Regions from separate parts of the Homo sapiens genome. Here region 2 is linked to region 1. A link is a loop called in an ENCODE intact Hi-C map of the cell type or tissue named here. Cell type or tissue: mammary epithelial cell. All regions are shown on one strand. Links, peaks and the distances in the headings refer to the core of each region. The heading gives the core; the rest is flanking DNA.

Evidence for each region. Hi-C counts contacts between places; a loop is a spot of excess contacts. Peaks named below come from ENCODE experiments on the same cell type or tissue, not always from the same donor. Only the 100,000 strongest peaks of a DNase experiment are listed, where the experiment ranks them.
Region 2: a loop joins it to region 1, with 6 times the contacts of the local background. A loop is called at or near these places in 7 of 110 quality-filtered maps.

The regions. Positions count from the first base shown.
Region 1 is chr3:128,060,047-128,062,546 of GRCh38, reverse strand. It overlaps SEC61A1 (SEC61 translocon subunit alpha 1), which reads right to left. Exons shown (of 12, transcript NM_013336.4): 6 at 2,336-2,445; 7 at 1,886-2,039. Among named protein-coding and RNA genes, the nearest start is that of SEC61A1, 8.9 kb to the right of the region's middle. In mammary epithelial cell, for the core only: no CTCF peak of the experiment used is centred there; a DNase peak (open chromatin) is centred at 1,326; H3K27ac peaks cover 2,042 bases.
Region 2 is chr3:128,002,739-128,019,512 of GRCh38, reverse strand. No RefSeq gene overlaps it. Among named protein-coding and RNA genes, the nearest start is that of SEC61A1, 41 kb to the left of the region's middle. RefSeq lists an enhancer at 7,468-7,968. In mammary epithelial cell, for the core only: a CTCF peak has its summit at 8,117 (motif pointing left); no DNase peak of the experiment used is centred there.

The DNA.
Region 1 (2,500 bases), core at 1-2,500:
TGTGGCGGTCTTTCGTCAATTCCCATCCTTTCCACCTTTTGGTCCTGTGTGACAAGGCTGGCCTGTTTCCCCACGGTTTCAAATTTGGGACTAATTCCCAGTTCTGCATTGTTCCTGCTGCCCAGGGAAGCAGCAGTGATTACTGTCTCTGCCTGTAGAATCTCATTCAACAGCCTCCCCTGTCCCAAGCCAAGCTGCAACATCTCCAGGCACAGCTGCAAAGCTGCCGTCCCAGCTGTGCCCTCTGTGTGGCTCTCCCTGCCCCTCCCTAGGCTCTCCCTCTAGCACCACTCACTGCCCACATGCAGGCCATGGGGCACAGCCCTTCCTGAATGCATCTCGTGTCAGCCAGGTCCCAAACACGAGCAACTGACATGTAGACACACTGACTTCAAGGCCAGACAAATCCACCTTTGCTTCTTAGTTTTCCCCCACCTTGAAAGTGCCTCTCTGGTCCCCTCTCTCAACTTGCTTCCTCCAAATGCCCTCACACAGTGCTCTCCTGTAGGATGGCTTAATTGGGGCTGGATTACTGCTGCACGCACCTAGCTGCTCTCTCTGCCTTTCAGTGCAGAGCAAATCACTTCTTCCAAACTCTGGCTCCCATTACTCAATGCCCTGCTGCAGAATGGAACATGAGCCTCTGGCGGCTACTACTGGGCTGCTAAGCCACCAGGGGCTCCCCTCTGACTTTACTTCCTTCCCACTCAGGCACTCCCCAAAAGCCAGTCACCATGATGGTCTTGACAAATACCTGAACTCCTACAATGCCATCCCCCTCTTGCCTTTTCACATCCTGTCAAACTTTGCCTTCTGGACCTGCTTCTCCCAATTTACCTTGGATTTCCTAAATTTATACAAAGTACTCAAGGAAGCATCAAATGTGATCTTGCCCACTCTTCTCTATGGCTCCCTATCTCAAGCTCCACTCTCCTTTGTAACCTGTTAGGCACATGCAGCCTTCACTTGTTTGGGGACCAGTTTTCCATCTCATTAATGAGATAATATGGTCTCTGGAGGCCAAGGACTCTGTTTCCAACATTCAATTAAAAGAAAACTCTCAAATATGCATGATTATTTCTCCTGGAATGCTCCTCAGTGAAGAAGATATTTAGTGCCAAAAAATGTTTATTTCCTTTCCCTAATAAGTCACACTCTCTAAGGCTTCCCTTGTATGTTTTGAACTTTTTATTAAAAACATGCTGTTACAAGATTTCCACGGCACTTGGTGGATGTAGCACAGCATGCCAATGTTTGATACACATCTACCAGGAGCCAGGCATCATGTAATTTCATGTTGCTTCTCACTGCATCCTGGTAACCAAGATTCAGTGGTGCAGGAATCTGCCCAAAGCCACGTATGTATGACTAACAGGAACAGCCAGGATTTGAACGCAGGTGCTAAGCTCCAAGTTCAGGCCTTTTTCAGAAAGCTGCCCCTTGCATGACCAAGTGCTTTGGTTTAGGAATTTCATTTTTAGAAACTTATTCACTGAGAGCAGCTGCCAAAATATACAAAGATGAACATATGAGGACAGTCATGGTTTCAATGTTAACGATAAAAAAACCTGGAAATGACTTAACGTTGCTTTATCGTTGCAATATAAGCTTATACTGTGCTAAGAAAAGTGAGGCAGGATTGTGTATTCTGACGTGCCAAACGTCCAGGAGATATTTTTATATGAAAAGTGCAAGTTAGGTATCATCATAATTACAAGCCTATTTGTGTTTTTAAAACTTTGCAGATGGACCCAAACACCAGAAGAGATAAACCTAAAACTGACATTATTTTTCTGTGGAATGGGGGGATTTTTGTCTTCTGCTTTGCATTGCTCAATTGTTTTTGCTGAAAGCTGTCGCCACCAGGGGAGCACAGGGCCCTTACCTCGGCCAGTGTTGACAGTAGTGGGGCTGAATGCCTTCCATACGATGGTTTCACAGATGTTAGTTGCAATGAAGAGAGAAATACCAGAGCCAAGGCCATATCCTTTTTGCAGGAGTTCATCCAAAAGTAGGACAATTAAGCCAGCAACAAAGAGCTGTAAAAATTCAAAAATACAAGACTATGTGTTACTGCTCCCCACGGACATGGTTCCGTCCTTCAGTAATTGGGTTCTCTGATATAAACGCTGAAGACGGAATGAGATCACATCCTCAGCCCCAGAGAGCGGTCAGTAAAGCCTTTCTCTGCTGAATTCAGAGGGCTAACCCAGAGTCTTAGGCTTCTGCTTCCTTTCAGTAGGAGTTCCTTTTAGGTGTGCTTGAGATTCGTTATGTGAGAATTGTAGGTAAGTGTGAGGGGCTACTCAAAGGGAGATGTTAGCATAATAATTACCTGAATGGTGATTAGCAGGCAAATTCCAGCACCCATTTCAGAAGGGTCCCCATACATCCCGGTCATCACATACACGATAGACTGGCCGATAGTAATGATCATGCCAAATACTAGAATTGAAAGAAAGAAGTGTTTTCCAAGTGGGTCACTACACAGAACAAAAGA
Region 2 (16,774 bases), core at 6,640-9,139, 50 kb after region 1:
TGGCTGGGCACAGTGGCTCACGCCTGTGATCCCAGCACTTTGGGAAGCCAAGGCGGTTGGATCACCTGAGGTCAGGAGTTTGAGACCAGCCTGGTCAACATGGTGAAACCTTGTCTCTACTAAAAATACAAAAATTAGCCAGGCATGGTGGCAGGAGCATATAATCCCAGCTACTCAGGAGGCTGAGGCAGGAGAATCGCTTGAACCCAGGAGGCAGAGGTTGCAGTGAGATGAGATCGTGCCACTGAACTCCAGCCTGAGTGACAGAGTGAGACTCCATCTCAAATAAACAAACAAACAAAACAAAACAAAACAAAAAACAATGGAATGAAATCCCTTTATAGACTGTTTAAATGGTCCATCAGGTGACCAAACATACCTGAAGCTTTGATTGTTATCTCAGGAATATGAGACCAAACATTGGTTATAAACCATCTTAGCCATTTATAAGTCACCACACCAATATATTCAACTTGGATCATTTTATCTTTTCCATGGTGAGTCATGGAATGCAGAACTTTTAATAACAAAAGCTTTAAGGACTCAGGAAGGACAAGGCAGCCGTCCTGGTTATCCATGAGTCCATGCTTAATTAACATTAGACTTATATCCTCTTGAATACCAGTTGTTTTTCCAAATTAGGTGCATAGCACTGATAACCAATGGGTTATCATAGGTAATTTGACTTAGACCATGGAGTTCATTCAAATTGTATATCTAAACAATTTCAGTATTAGCTGATTTAGCATGAAAATCTGGCAAAGTATTTTCTTGGTATTTAATTAATCTTTGTTCTACTTGGGCTAGCAGTTTTGTAACTCAGTCAGTCTTCTCATTAAAGTTCCAGGAATTCTTACCCAGTTAAAATGATATGATTCTAAATTTATTAGAAATCTGTATTCCAGAGTGTTTTTTAGGGTCCTTTTTATCCTTTCATGGATCTCCTAAAAGACACCATATTCCAGGATTTTGTAGGCTTGTGAAGTTTTCAGAAACTGCATCAGCATTAACATTTAGTAATTAACTGCGGAAATGAATTTAAATAGTAATAGTTTTTTTTTTTTTTTTTTTTTTTGAGACAGAGTCTCACTCTGTTGCCTAGGCTGGAGTACAGTGGCGTAATCTGGGCTCACTGCAACCTCTGCCGCCCAGGTTCAAGCGATTCTCCTGGCTCAGCCTCCTGAGTAGCTGAGATTACAGGTGCGTGACACCACCATCAGCTAATTTTTGTATTTTTAGTAGAGACAGAGTTTCACCATGTTGGCCAGGCTGGTCTTGAACTCCTGACTTTAGGTGATCTGCCTGCCTTGGTCTCCCAAAATGCTGGGATTACAGGCATGAGCCACCCTGCCCGGCCAAATTGTTATAGTCAAAAACACAATTGACAAGGAAATTTGGATATTTCTGTGGTTTATAATAACATAACCATAATTATTATTGATAACATATACTCAAACATATTAGAATTTTAGAAATCCCATATAATTTTGGAACATATATTAATATTCACTAAAATATAAACTGAAGTAGATTAAATTTTTTTTAAAATTTTTGACAATGTTTCCCATGTAATGAAACATGTCAGATAATCTTGTTTACCTCTCTTTTGGATTCTTCAGGGGTCCTCTGTAGCATCTTAAAGCTAGAGGTCAGAAAAGACCATTTTGAAGCTGAAATTTGATTTCGGGAAGGCTATCAAATATGTTAAAGGTTTAAAACACTTGATATTATGAAATAGAATTCCAGGTTTCCATAAGTCATTCATTTAGCCACAATGATGACTCGAATATTTTTTTAAAGGCAAAACCTTTACTCATTGATAGAGGGAAGACTTAGCTTTCCAAACAATCTGTCTCTTTTCTTTCCCTTCTTTTGTTCAGTAGTTTATTCAAAAGGCAAATGAAAAGCTTCATTATCTGTTAATATGCATGAAAATCTTGTTCAAGAGAGAAAGCTAAACTTCACTCTTGCATTAGTTTACTATTAATGTTAACCCCAATTTTTAATAAAACCTTACAGACAAATCTTTCCAATCTTAATCAGTTTGACCATAAGATGAGATTATCATAAACCTTTTGTAACCCTTTACAAAGTTTTGTTAAAGAGCAGATCAGGCAGGGCACTGTGGCTCATGCCTATAATCCCAGCACTTTGGGAGGCCAAGGCGGGCAAATCACCTGAAGTTGGGAGTTTGAGACCAGCCTGACCAACATGGAGAAACCCCATCTCTACTAAAAATAAAAAATTAGCCAGGTGTGGTGGCACATGCCTATAATCCCAGCTACTTGGGAGGCTAAGGCAGGAGAATTGCTTGAACCCAGGAGGCAGAGGTTACGGTGAGCCCAGATCTCAGCATTGCACTCCAGCCTGGGCAACAAGAGTAAAACTCTGTCTCAAAAAAAAAAAAAAAAAAAAAAAAAAAAAAGAACAGATCAGTGATTTAAGGAAACCCTGTTTGTGCCTTTATTTTGATGTTCAATTTATGGAAAAATTGGAAAATACTCCTTTAAATTTAGTCAATATGTTCACATACAGAATTTTTTTTAACAACATTAATTTTTACAAAACTTCCACAACTTGTTCAAACCTTTAGCTTATTCTTATCTAAAACAATCCTTTAGCTCTCTAAACTATGCAAAAATTTACATTCCCATGCTTTCTTAGAATCTTTTACCAAAAACACATTTCATTCTCCTCACACACCTTGCATGTAAAACTATTTCTTCAGTAGTCTCAATCACGTGTTACAATGGTAACTCTTAGCAACTTTTACTTTTGGTGCATAAATTTTCTTTCACAAATCCTTTCACAATGTACACAAGCCATCTACAACATGCATGGACTTTCTGACTTGTCCTAAACATCCCTCTTTTTAAACAACAAGTTATTTTACTGGTTGTCCCCAGGCCTTATTTGGATTTTTTTTTTTTTTTTTTTTTTTGGAGACAAAGTCTCACTCACTCTGTCACCCAGGCTAGAGTGCAGTGGTCTGATCTTGGCTCACTGCAACTTCTGCCTCCCAGGTTCAAGTGATTTTTCTGCTTCAGCCCCCTGAGTAGCTGGAATTACAGATACATGCCACCACACCCAGCTAATTTTTGTATTTTTCATAGAGACATGGTTTCTCCATGTTGGCCAGGCTGCTTTCGAACTCCTGGCCTCAAGTGATCCACCTGCTTTGGCTTCCCAAAGTGCTGGGATTACAGGTATGAGCCATGTGCCTGGCCCTTATTTAGAATCTAATGCTCCAAAGTAGGTAAATTGAATAATTTTCAAAAGCCTAAGAAGCAGTTTATGACCTTAAAGCATTTAGCAAATCAAATATCTAACCTGCCTAATTTAGACCAAATGTCTTTATTTTACCAATAGTCTTTAAAGCTGTTTTTATTTCCCCAAGATTACTAAAGTTATGTGAACTAAGACATTACAGTTTTTACTTTTCTGCCAAAATATTTGATTTAAGTGCTTAGTTTTCTTAAAGCCAATTAATTAGAGCTCTTTTATATAAACATCACACACACAACACATATATAACTGCACAGACAGACAGAAGTAGTTGTAAGATTTTTCATTTGCCAATTTTTAAGTTGTGTGTATGCGTGTGTGTGTTTTTTGTCTTGAGACAGAGTCTCACTCTGTCACCGAGGCTGGAGTGCAGTGGCGTGATCTTGGCTCACTGCAACCTCTGCCTCCTGGGTTCAAGCGATTCTCCTGCCTCAGCCTCCTAAGTAGCTGGGATTACAGGTGTGTACCACCACACCAGGCTAATTTTTTGGATTTTTAGTAGAGACGGGGTTCCACCATGTTAGCCAGGCTGGTGTCAAACTCCTGACCTCGTGATCCACCTGCCTCAGCCTCCCAAAGTGCTGGGTTTACAGGCATAACCCACTGTGCCCAGCCAAGTTTTAAGTTTTTTAAGTTGGATTACTGGCTTTAGAGTGGAGTCCTAGGGTGGAAGAACAGGGCCAGGAAAGCCTGCAATTTCTAGAGCCTAATAAGCAGGCACAGTTGGAAGGGAAAAACAGATCCCATTTTTACACCAGATCCTGGATCCTAAAAAGAACAGAGCCTTAGATTTTGAGGAGGATCTATCCATTTCCAATTCCTGAGGTTCCATGAGGAAAAGGGATTTTTTTCCAAAACAGGTCTCTGGAGCCTCCTGTTTTTCCCAAGGAGTCCCAGGCTGTTAGAGCTTTAATATCCAGTTTTAATTAAGCTGACTTTTAACTATAGTGCTCTTTTTAAAATTCCTTTTAAATCTTTTATTATGCAGCCTTGCCTAGGCCAAATGCACAGTATTTCTGTGCTCAGAGAAAGGAAAATTTAAGATGGTTCATGGAGGGGAAGAGAATCAACAAATGGTAAGGATTACACAGATATCAAACCAGAAAGTACTCATTTCCTAAGGGAATTGAACCCTGAACCTGGGCCTCCATTATGAAAAGGGAAAGCATGGCCACATGGTTATAAGGTCAGGCTCCCAAGGACATGACTGACCAGTTTTCTGGGCCATCTTGAACAGTGGGTTTATGGTGTCCTAGACACATGCTTTATCCTAAGGTACTCCCTTTCACGACAGAACAATACAGAAAGACACATAAAGCACACCAGGTTCACTACAGCTTAAGACCAGCCTCAGAATTCTTTTTTGTGTTAATCAAAACTTTAGAGAGGAGATAAACAGTGATTTTTACCATTTATTTAACCAGTTTTCACAGAGAGAGAAAGGTCAGAGTCCGACTGGTAATAAATTCTTACCCTTTTGCGGGCATGCCAGGCTCCTGGGTTCCCTTTCCCTGAGCAACCCTAGTGACCCTGCTTGCCACACTATAGCCCTGGGGGCCAAGCCACATCATAAAGGAAAATCATCTTTTTTTGTTTTATGGAATCAGGCAAAAGCCTCTCAGTTTTGCAAGTTGCTGCTCAAGGGGTTGCATGGGGTAACCCAATTAACATTTTTCATTCTGGCCAGAGGAAAATATGAGTGACAAAACATAGACATTGGCCACGCTGTTTAGCACCCAATATTGAACTGGCAAGGCTTGCCCTCAGTTGGACCCTGTCATCTTTAATCTATTTTTAACCAAGAGGGACTTTACTGAGGGGAGGCCCTCTAACTCAATCCCATCCTTTACTCAAGTAAAATGTACCCCATTACTTATCCAAAGTCAGCCAATTGGTGCTGCAGTGTATTTCCTTTGGATCAGGATTCCTGTGCCTAATATATAAACTGGAAGGAACTCAGTTTTTCAGAAATTAAGAATTCCGGCTGGGCATGGTGGCTCATGCCTGTAATCCCAGCACTTTGGGAGGCCAAGGCGGGTGGATCACCTAAGGTCAGGAGTTCAAGACCAGCCTGGCCAACATGGCAAAACCCCATCTCTACTAAAAATGCAAAAATTAGCCAGACATGTTGGTGAGTGCCTGTAATCCCAGCTATTCAGGAGGCTGAGGCAGGAGAATCACTTGAACCCAGGAGGTAGAGGTTTCAGTGAGCTGAGATGGTGCCATTGCACTCTAGCCTGGGCGACAGAGCGAGACTGTCTCAAAAAAAAAAAATTGTGAAAAGGTACCCCTGTATAGGGCACTCACCAGGGATGGAGCCTTGTGGGACTGGAAGTCGCCCTGGGTGAGTCAGTGAGTCGGTGAGTGAGTGGTAAGTGAACCTGAAGGCCTAGGGCAGTACTGTGCACTATAGCAGACTTTATAAATGTGTGTACTTAGGCTACACAAATTTATAAAATATATTTTATTTCTTCAATAACAAACTATGTTTAGCTTACTGTAACATTTTTACTTCAGAAACTTTTCAATTTTTTTAACTTTCAACTCTTTTTTTTTTTTTTTTTTTTTTTGAGACAGAGTCTCGCTCTGTCACCCAGGCTGGAGTACAGTGGCGCAATCTCAGCTCACTGCAACCTCCACCTCCAGGGTTCAAGCAATTCTCCTGCCTCAGCCTCCCGAGTAGCTGGGGTTACAGGTGTGCGCCACTATGCCCGGCTCATTTTTGTATTTTTAGTAGAGATGGGGTTTCACCATGTTGTCCAGGCTGGTCTTGAATTCCTGACCTTGTGATCTGCCCGCCTTGGTCTCCCAAAGTGTTGGGATGACAGGCGTGAGCCACCATGCCCAGCCACTTTCAACTCTTTTGTAATAACACTTAACTTAAAACACAAACACATTGTACAATCATACACAAATATTTTCTTTCTTTATATTCTTATTGTATAAACCTTTTTCTATTAATTTTTTTTTTTTTTTTTACTTCTTAAACATTTTTTTCAGAAACTAAGACACAAACACACACATTAGCTGAGACCTGCTACACAGGGTCCCGATCAGTGATATCATTACCTTCCACCTCCAACTCCTGTCCCACTGGAAGGTCTTCAAGGACAGTAACACTAATGGAGCCGTCACCTCCTGTGATGACAATGCCTTCATCTGGAATCCCTTCTGAAGGACCTGCCTGAGGCTGTTTTATCACTAACTTTTTTTTTAATAAGTAGGAGTATGCTCTAAAATAATGATTAAAAAGTAAAATACAGTAAATACATAAACTGGTAATGTTACTGGAAAGGGGTCATGATCCAGATGCCAAGTGAGGATTCTTGGATCTCGGGCAAGAAAGAACTCGAGGCGAATCTGTAGAGTAAAGTGAAAGCAAGTTTATTGGAGAAGCGAAGAAACAAAAGAATGGCCACTCTGTAGGCAGAGTAGCCCTGAGGGCTGCTAGTTGCCAATTTTTATGGTTATTTCTTGATGATATGGTAAATAAGGGATGGATTATTCTTGTCTCCCCTTTTCGACCATGTAGGATAACTTCCTGATGTTGCCATGGCATCTGTAAATTGTCATGGCGCTGGTGGGAGTGTAGCAGTGAGGACGAACAGAGGTCACTCTCATGGCCATCTTGGTTTTGGTGAGTTTTGGCCGACTTCTTTACTGCAACCAGTTTTATCAGCAAGGTTTTTATGACCTGTATCTTGTGCCGACCTCCTAATTTATCCTGTGACTTAGAATGCCTTAACTGTCTGGGAACGCAGCGCAGTAGGTCTCAGCCTTATTTTACCCAGTCCCTACTCAAGATGGATTTGCACTGGTTTCAATGCCTCTGACAGTAACACAGTCGTTTATTAATAGGATCAAGTATTATGTACTGTACATAATTGCATGTGCTGGGCTTTCATCCGACTGGCAGTGCAGTGGGTTTGTGTACACCAGCATCACCACACACAGAGAGGAATGTGTGCGATGACGTCATAGCTGATGTGACGTCACTAGGCGAGGGGGATTTTTAGGTCCTTTTTTTTTTTTGAGACGGAGGCTTACTCTGTTGCCCAGGCTGGAGTGCAGTAGCACGATCTCGATTCACTGTAACCTCCGTTTCCCGGGTTCAAGCGATTCTCCAGCCTCAGTCTCCCGAGTAGCTGGGATTACAGTCTCACGCCACCACACCCAGCTAATTTTTGTATTTTTAGTAGAGACGGGGTTTTGCCATGTTGGCCAGGCTGGTCTTGAACTCCTGACCTCAGGTGATCCACCCGCCTCGGCCTCCCAAAGTGCTGGGATTACAGGCGTGAGCCACCACGCCCGGTCCCATTATCATCTTATGGGACCACAGTCATAGATGCAGCTCGTTGCTAAGTGAACTGTGATGCAAGGCACATGCACGTGCTTAGTTCTGTTGCTACACAGAGTGTATAGGAAAAAACTGGTTTGTCCCTCCCATCCCCGATTCCAGCTTCAGTTCCACCAGTCCTAGAGGTGTGCACTGAACCGGCTTTTTAGGACACTCTCCCGCTCCCACCGCCGCCATAGACACATATCTTAAACACACACATGTCATTGGGAAAATGATTAAAAACAAAATCTGTCAACCCAGAAAACCTCTCCACAAAGGTAACAGGAAGTTAGTTTTGCTACAACTAGACAGCAGTGTGCATCACAGACAGTCGGCTAAAGAGATTGCAAAGAAAAAGAGCTTTCATAGCCTGGCAGACACCACCCACTCCATACGTGCTAATTTCCCAAATGCCTCCTGTCTTTTGACAAGAAGTTTACTTCCTGAAGCGAGCACCTGGGCCTCACACTCCTGAGGATGGGGGAGATCCGGCGCCACCTCCTGGCTGTTTCCAAGGCGGAGAGAAGGAGCCCGGGGCTGCAAAACCTGTCAGAGGATCCCAGACTGAGGCGGACTCAGGGAGGTTTCCCACGCCTAAGATTTCATCCCTAACCAATCAGCGATCACCACTCCAAAACCCTTGAAAGCCCCCCCCAACTCCTCAGCGAGATTGAGTGATAACTCAATCTCCAGGGTGGCCGGCCTCGGGTCATAAACTATTTCTTTACTGCAATAATAATGATACAATAAAATAAATTTACATACATCTCAAGGAGACAGAGGTAGCGTTTACAATTTCAGCTTTATTAAAGGAAGTAGGAAGTGGGAGGGGGTGCCTTATTCCCTTTCTTTGCACCGGAAAAAATACAATTTTTTTCTCTAGATTTGTGTTTACCAACAACACACACACATACTCATATACACACATATGTACATATACCCCATTCACACACAGATATACACAATATATGTACACTCATGAACACACACACACACACACGTATGCACACCAGTTTGGGCCATAGTACCAAAAGACAGTTCCAAATTCCATAATCCTGAAAGCTGAAATCCTGAAAGATCAAAATCCCTAGAGTATAGAATCTTGAAAATCAAAATTTCAAAAGATAAAAATCCCCGAAACGTAATTCTGGAAAAAATAATTTTAGAATTCTCTAAAAGACATTTATTAACATTTTTAAAAGGGGATTTATCTGCGCAATAAATAAATGTGCCTGTTTACACCGAGAACAGATCTTTCCCCTGATCCAGTCAGACTCACGCACTCGTCTCCCCTGGAAACGCGCTCACAGACACCCCCAAAATAATGCCTACCAGGTTTCTCAAGTCTACAGCAGAGCCAGGCTTGTCAACTTGGCACCCAAACACATCTCCTTAAACCACACTGAATTTCCAAACAAAGATAACAAAGCAATAGTTCCACCCAACATGCAACCAACATGATGCAATGATCCTGAAATGCACTAATCCTTTTCCTAGAATTTGACTTTGAGGATTTCAACATCTGGAGTTTTGATCTTTCAGGATTTCAACACTCGAGATCGTGGCATCCAGGATTGTGTCATGGGAGATTATGATTTTCACCAATACATACCCACAACTATACATACACACGTATACACACCTGCCACACACAATGTGCCCACACTCATCCATATAGCACCCCCTCATACATTCACACATGGATGTGTGTGTTCAGGGCCTTGTCCACACCCCACCAGCAGAGCCAGGGTGTGAGCTGAGTTCTTCACCTGCCTTTGGCACTGGGCATTGCACCATGGAGGCTGTCTCTCCTCAGTGGAGGGGAGGAGGATGGTAATGATGCGCTTTATCTATATTAATGCAGGGGACCCTTACATAGCCCACAAGCACTAGCACAGCCTCATTTTACAGATGGGGCAACAGGGCCCAAAGGAACTCAGCTAGCTTTGCTTTACTGTGTGTAGGCAGCCACGCATTCTGCTGTGTGTGTGCACCAGGGCATATTTCACCAGTCCCACTCTCTGCTGTGCAAGATTCCGGCACTTACATCTGTAATCCCAGCACTTTGGGAGGCTAAGGTGGACCGATCGCTTGAGGTCAGGAGTTTGAGACCAGCCTGGCCAACATGGTGATACCCTGTCTCTACTAAAAAATACAAAAAATTAGCCTGTGTGGTGGTACACACATCTGTAATCCCAGCTACTTAGGAGGCTGAAGCACAAGAACCACTTGAACCCAGGCGGCAGAGGCTGCAGTGAGCTGAGGTCATGCCACTGCACTCCAGCCTGGGTGAGGGTGACAGAGTGAGACCCTGTCTCAAAAAAAAAAAAAAAAAAAGATCCCGGCACAGAAGGGATATCCCGAGGTCCCAGCCTGCGCTCTCTGAGCAGGCCAGAGGAAAGAGCACCAGACCCAGAGGCAGGGTGGGTTTGCATCTGGTTCTGCTCTAGCTCCAGGTGTGGCCTTGCATAAGCCTTCTTTCTTGGGCCTATGGTATGTGAGGCTGGGCTCCAAGGGCTGCTGGCTCAGATGCCCCTGAAATGGACAGCCATCAGCACCCAAGCAGTGGGCCACCCAGCATTGCCCTCAGTGGCTCAGGAGGCCAAGGAACGTTCCTGTCGCAACTGAGGGAAGCCGCTGGCCTTAAGAGCATGGAGGGCCTCTGCTTCCTGAGGATACAGTTTGTCCTTGTCCCTCCCTTGTCCTGATCCCTCTCTCCTTTTAGTTATTAATTCTGGCTCAGAGTTTATATTATCATAAACCGGTGTAAACACAAGGCACAGCTGTGCCATATGGTAATCTATGGTTACCTTCCCTCTCCTATGTAGCATTTTATTTTCTCTAGGGTTAATAATCATATGATGATTATTATTTTTCCTTGCACTTCACCTCTGTGTTCCGAGAGACTCCGGAGCAGTGCCTGGAATTTGGTAGATGCGCAGCAAAGGTGTATGGCAAAGAGGAGCGAGTGCTGGCATCGGAGCCGAGCTGGGGCACGCAGGTGACTGGATGCTGCTCTCTGTGCATCTCCAAATGCCTCTTCTCCACAACAATCTGTGAGACTCTCCTCATCCCTTTTTTGTTTTGCAGAGGAGGAGACTGAGGCACAGGCAGAACCAAGGTCACACAGTGAGTGCCTGGCAGAGCAGGTGGTACTGGGTGTGGTCCTGCCTCAGCCTCCCAAGTAGCTGGAACTACAGGCATGTGCCACCGTACTGGGCTAATTTTTGTATTTTTTATAGAGATGAGGTTTCACCATATTGCCCAGGCTGGTCGTGAACACCTGGGCTCAAGTGATCTGCCCGTCTTGGCTTCCCAAAGCACTGCGATTACAGGCGTGAGCCACTTCACCCAGCCTTGTTCCATTCTTTTTAACAGGTCTACAATAGTCTGTGAATTAGGACAACGTGACTTATTTAGCTAATCTGTTATTGATGCTCATTTAGGCTGGACAAATTCTTTCAAAGGTAGCTCAGCCCAAACTCATTAGCAATTAGAGAAATGCAAATCAAAATAACAAGGAGGTGTCATTTTACAGCTATCCTATTGACTAACATTAGAAAGGTGGGTAATGGCCGGCGCGGTGGCTCATGCCTGTAATCCCAGCACTTTGGGAGGCTGAGGCGGGCAGATCACGAGGTCCGAAGATCGAGACCATCCTGGCTAACACAGTGAAACCCTGTCTCTACTAAAAATACAAAAAAAAAAAAAAAAAAAAAAAAAAAGCTGGGCGCGTTGGCGGGCACCTGTAGTCCCAGCTACTCGGGAGGCTGGGGCAGGAGAATGGCGTGAACCCGGGAGGCGGAGCTTGCGGTGAGCCGAGATGGTGCCGCTGCACTCCAGCCTGGGCGACAGAGTGAGACTCTGTCTCAAAAAAAAAAAAAAAAAAAGGTGGGTAATGCAGAAAGTGGAAAGGTGTGGAGCCAGTGGACCCTTGTGTCTTGAGGGCAAGTGTGGCCAGCGCAGCCATCCTACAGAGGGAGCTGGCAAACCATGGCCAATTAAGTCTGAGCCAGCCACCACTGCCCTGGGGACGTACCCAGGAGAGAAACGAATTCACACCCTAGCCTTCCAGGAGGCATGTGTGAGCATGTTATTGCTGCATTGTTTAGAGGGGAACTGGGGACAATGTGAGTGTTGGTCCATAGGGGACTGAGCTCTTGAGATGTGGTTCATCTGAAGTGAGACGTGCTGTGAGTGTAAAATACACACTGGATTTCGGGGACCTAGTATGAAAAAAAGAATGCACGATATCCCATCATATTTGTATATTTTATATAGTTATTATATGCTTATATATTTATATTGGTTATGGGTTCAAATGACAATATTTTGGTTATATTGAGTCAGATAAAGTATATTATTTATAAAAGTATGTAAATTAACTATAATTAATATAAATTAATTGCACTCATTTCCTTTTACTTTTTAAAATGTGGCTACTGCATACTTTAAAGTCGCAGACGTGGCTGGGATTCTGCTTTCCTGGACAGCACTGGGTGAGAATTCTGCTCCATGAGGAGCCCGGAGAGACTGATCACAGGATCCGTGGGTGGAGTTTCGACAGGCAGGGAGCAGGGACCCAGCCAGAGGCTGGGCAGGTCTGGGCCCTCCTTCCCCACGGAAACCGCTAGGAACAGCCTGAAATAGCTACCGGGCACTCTGGAAGGCAGTCACTGTGTGGGCAGGGGGTGGACCCTGCTACGGAGAAGAATACACTAGGGGGAGGGAGAGGACCTGCAGCGTTGAATCCTGAGCGCATGGGTGGGGAAGGGCCCCGAGAAGGGGGAAAGACTTGGGAGAGGTGCAGGAACTGGTATTGGGATGTCTGGGGGAAGAAGGTTCTAGAGGAAGAACAGCTAAGCCGCACATGGCGGCGGAGGACCAACCAGAGGAATCCGGAGAGTGGGGTGAGGTGGGGCCAGAGTGCTGACGGCCTTACACACCTCCCTAGGGACCTCGGCCTCTGGGAGCCGGAGCCCTGGGACCTGCTGCACCGTCCAAGATTCCCTCTGGCTGCAGTGCGGGAAACCAGGGAAGGTGGGAGGCCTCTGCCATGGTCCAGGCAACAAACAAAGGTGGCCGGGGCCTGGCTCTGAACGGGCTTTGCGGATGCTCCACCTGGCGTCCTCTTCAAGGAAGGTTTGTTGCCCGGCTGTTGGCAGGCTTCGCCCAGAGGTCAGGGCTGGTCCTGGCTCAGGACCCATCCGGAGCTCCCTGAGGGGCCGCAGCCCTGTTCATTCCTCCCTCAGCCCATCCCACCTCCTCCTCAGCCCTTCTGCAAGCTCCCTGCCCACCCAGCTCCATCCCAAAGACGGCTTCCCACCCCCCTCTTCCAAGTGCCCAGGGGGCGGGGGGAAGGGGGTGGTGGCGGGGAAAAAAAGGGGGAGTGCCTGGGAAGGAGGGTCAGGATGACGCTGAGACTTTGTCCTGAGCTGCCATCAGCTGAGCTGCCTGGGGGCCTCTCCTCCCGCCTGCCTCCCAGCTGGGGATGAGGTGGCCTCAGCTCCTTTCTTCTACTTTTATTGATCACAGAGGCACGATGGCCCCAAGGCTGGCATCGTGTGTACAACAAGGGCTGGGAAATGTGTCTGCCTGAGAGGAGGGCCAGGCATAGCTGGGTTTCTCAGCAGGTGTGTAACACTCCTTAGCAGGCTGGGCTCTGTTTTGTTGTGTTAAAGGGTAAAGCCCGGTGCAAAAGGCCCCGGTCGCCGGTCCCTCTGGTCCCAGCATTTGGCCCTTGCAGCAGGCAGCAATTTGGGTGGGCTGCTTCTTGGAGGGTCGCCAGGGGGTGCCCCTCCCCTCAGTGCGCCTGGGAATCACAGTGACAGCGTTGGTCCTCTGCCTCTCAACCCCATCCCTACTGCCAGAGGGCAGAAAGCCCAGGTTGTGCCTAGGTGTTTTTTTTTTCTTTTTTCTTTTTTCCGGCATTTGTGATCCCTGCTTCCTGACCCAGCAACAGGGGATGGCCCATTCCTTTGTAGGTTTGCTTACTGTATGGAAACGCAAACAAATGGGGCTGCTTGCCCCTTTTTCTGTGTCCCCACTCCCTGGGAAGGAGCCTGCACTACCTTCCTCTCCCTCGCTTCATCCTTCCCAGGGCTGCAAACTGATACCCCGTAGGCCAAATGTGGCAAGAGGGCTGTGTAGTATTAAATTTGTAAGAATTCATTGTCAACACTTAAAAATTGGAATGTTTGGCCAGGCGGGGTGACTCATACCTGTAATCCCAGCACTTTGGGAGGCTGAGGCAGGGTGATCACTTGAGATCAGGAGTTCGAGATCAGCCTAGCCAACATGGTGAAACTCCATCTCTTCTAAAAATACAAAAATTAGCCGGGCATAGTGGCAGGCACCTGTGATCCCAGCTACTTGGGAGGCTGAGGCAGGAGAATTGCTTGAACCCGGGAGGCGGAGGTTGCAATGAGTGAAGATCGCACCACTGCACTCCAGCCTGGGGACAGAGCGAAACTCTGTCTAAAATAATAATAATAATAATAATAATAATAATAATAATAATAATAATATTGGAATGTTTGCCTTGGGCAATGCCATCTTGGGGTCAGAAACCTCGAAATGGGATCTCTTGGGACAGACCCAGGCATGGCTTCCAATGAACATATGGGCGTGGCATAGTGTGGTGGGTCAGGACTCCGATCCCAGAGTTTGAATCCCGGCTCCAGCAGTGACTAGCTGTGCATCTTGGGCAAGGGACGTGATCTCTCTGTGCCTCTGTCTCCTCACTTGTGACTTGGAATTATTGTTAGAACTGCCTCTTAGAGTTCTGAAGATCAATTGAAACAATGCCTGCCCCAGGTGTAGCGCAATCGCTGCTGCATGAAACTCAGTCATAGGTGTGCCACAGCTGCTCTGAGCATGCAGCACTGCCTTCTCCACCTGGTCCCTGTGGCACCTGCGTCTCTGATCCCAGGCCTAAATGTCTCCTAGGCCTATCTCTGTCCATCCATCGCCACTGCCTGGTTTTGAGGCGGCGCTGACCCCAGGACGGGGCTGGGTAGAGGCAGGCTGGCCCTCCGGCAGCAGCTGTGTGTATTCAGTCCTGGCAGTTGGGCTCTGGTCCAGCCCCTGTTCTTGCCTGCTGTGGGTGCCTGACTGCCCTTTGCTTGAGAAATCCAGTATTTTAGGATTTAGGCTAAGAAAAGCATCAGAGTTGGAGGCAAAGCTTTATACGTAAAGAAGTTTGCTGTGGTGTTACTTGCAAGTGCAGGAAATCAGAAACCAGCGGAACAACAAGCATGAAGATGACCATGATGAGGATGACGGTGGTGACGATGGTAGCATGTCAGCATGCACCGTCAGCTCCCCTCTCCAGGAGCCAGCCCATGTGCTCTGGTGTAGGACCCTTTGAGTCCTCACAACAACACTAGAAGGCAGCTCTATGTCACAGATGAGGAAGTTGAGGCACAGAGAGGGTGAGTTGCCTGACTGAGAACCTCAATCCCCAACCACCCTGCCTCACACGTCTCTGAATGTGGCCGGATTCCAAGAACCCACATGAATCCACGAGGCAGTCTACGCAGCTGCAGAGAGTGCTTATGAGGAGGAGAAGGTGCCCAATGTGATGTGGAGGTTATATTTTATGCTCCTTTTATTCTACTGAAAATTTCAAATGTACATAGAAGTAGAGGGACTGTATAATGCGTGTACCCAGCATCTGGCCCCTAAAGTCATCATCCTTGGCCAGTCCTGTTTCACCTGCACCCACCCATGTTCAAGTCTTCCAGTCCATGAACATGGCGTGTCTCTCTATTTGGGCCCTTAGAAATCACTGTCAGTAATACCTTGCAGTTTTCAGTGAATAGTTCTTGCTCATATGTTGTTAAATGTATCCCTTATTATTTTTTGTGTTTTTGATTCCATCTAAGGGCTAAAAGTTTTAAATTTCATTTACTAGTGGGTCATTTCCAGTTTATAAAAATACATTTCTTTGTAGATAGACCTTGTATTTTATGATCTTTCTAAATTTATTAACTGGTTTCACTAATTTCTGACCCTTTTCTAATATAAGCATTTATTTATTTATTTTGAGACGGAATCTCGCTCTGTTGCCCAGGCTGGAGTTCAGTGTCATGATCTCAGTTCACTGCAGCCTCTGCCTCCCGGTTTCAAGTGATTCTCCTGCCTCAGCCTCCCGAGTAGCTGGGATTGCAGGCGTGTGCTACCCTGCCCGGCTAATTTTTGTATTTTTAGTGGAGAAGGGGTTTCACCATGTTGGCCAGGCTGGTCTCGAACTCCTGGACTCAAGTGATCCAACCACCTCGATCTCTCAAAGTGCTGGGATTACAGGTGTGAGCCACCGCACCCTGCCATGATGTAAGCATTTAAAGTTGTAAAGTTCACTATAAAAACTGATTTAGCTGCTTCTCATAAATTTGATAGGCTACGTTTTTATTTTTACAGAGTTAAAAATATTTCTAATTTCTCTTATGATCTCTTCTTTGACCCATGGGTAATTAAAAGTGCTTTGTTCAATTTCCAATTGTGAGGGATTTAAATGATATCTAATTGTTACTGATTTCTTTTTAAACTATATTTTAGTTAGAGAACATACTCTGCCTGTTTTTAGCGTTTAACATTTATGAAACTTGTTTTGTGGTCCAGCATATGGTTTATTTCGATGATGGCTCTATGTGCGCTGAGAATGGACATTCTGCCATTGTTAAGCGTGAGATGGTTAAATTGGCTGACCGTGTTCGAGTCTTCTGTGTCCTTATTGGAAGAGGAGTGTGGGAATCATGCATGAGAATTGTGGATTTGTCTGTTTTTCCTTTCAATTCTGCGTGAGAATCACACATGAGAATTGTGGGTTTGTCAGTTTTTGTTTCATGCGTTTTGAAGCTTTGTGATTAGGCAGATGCACATTTAGGATTATGATGTCTTTGTGATAAATTCACACCTTTATCATTAAGAAACATCTCTATCCCTGGTAATGTTTGCCCTGAAGTCTACTTTGTCCGACAAGAATATAGGCACTCCGGCTTTTGAAAAAATGACTAGTGCTTGCATGATATATCTTTTCTATCTTTTTATAGTTTATTTGTGTCTTTATATTTAAAGTAAGTTTCTGGTAGAGAGCATACAGGTAAGTCTCACTTTTTTTGTCCAGTCTGATATCTGATTTTCCAAGTC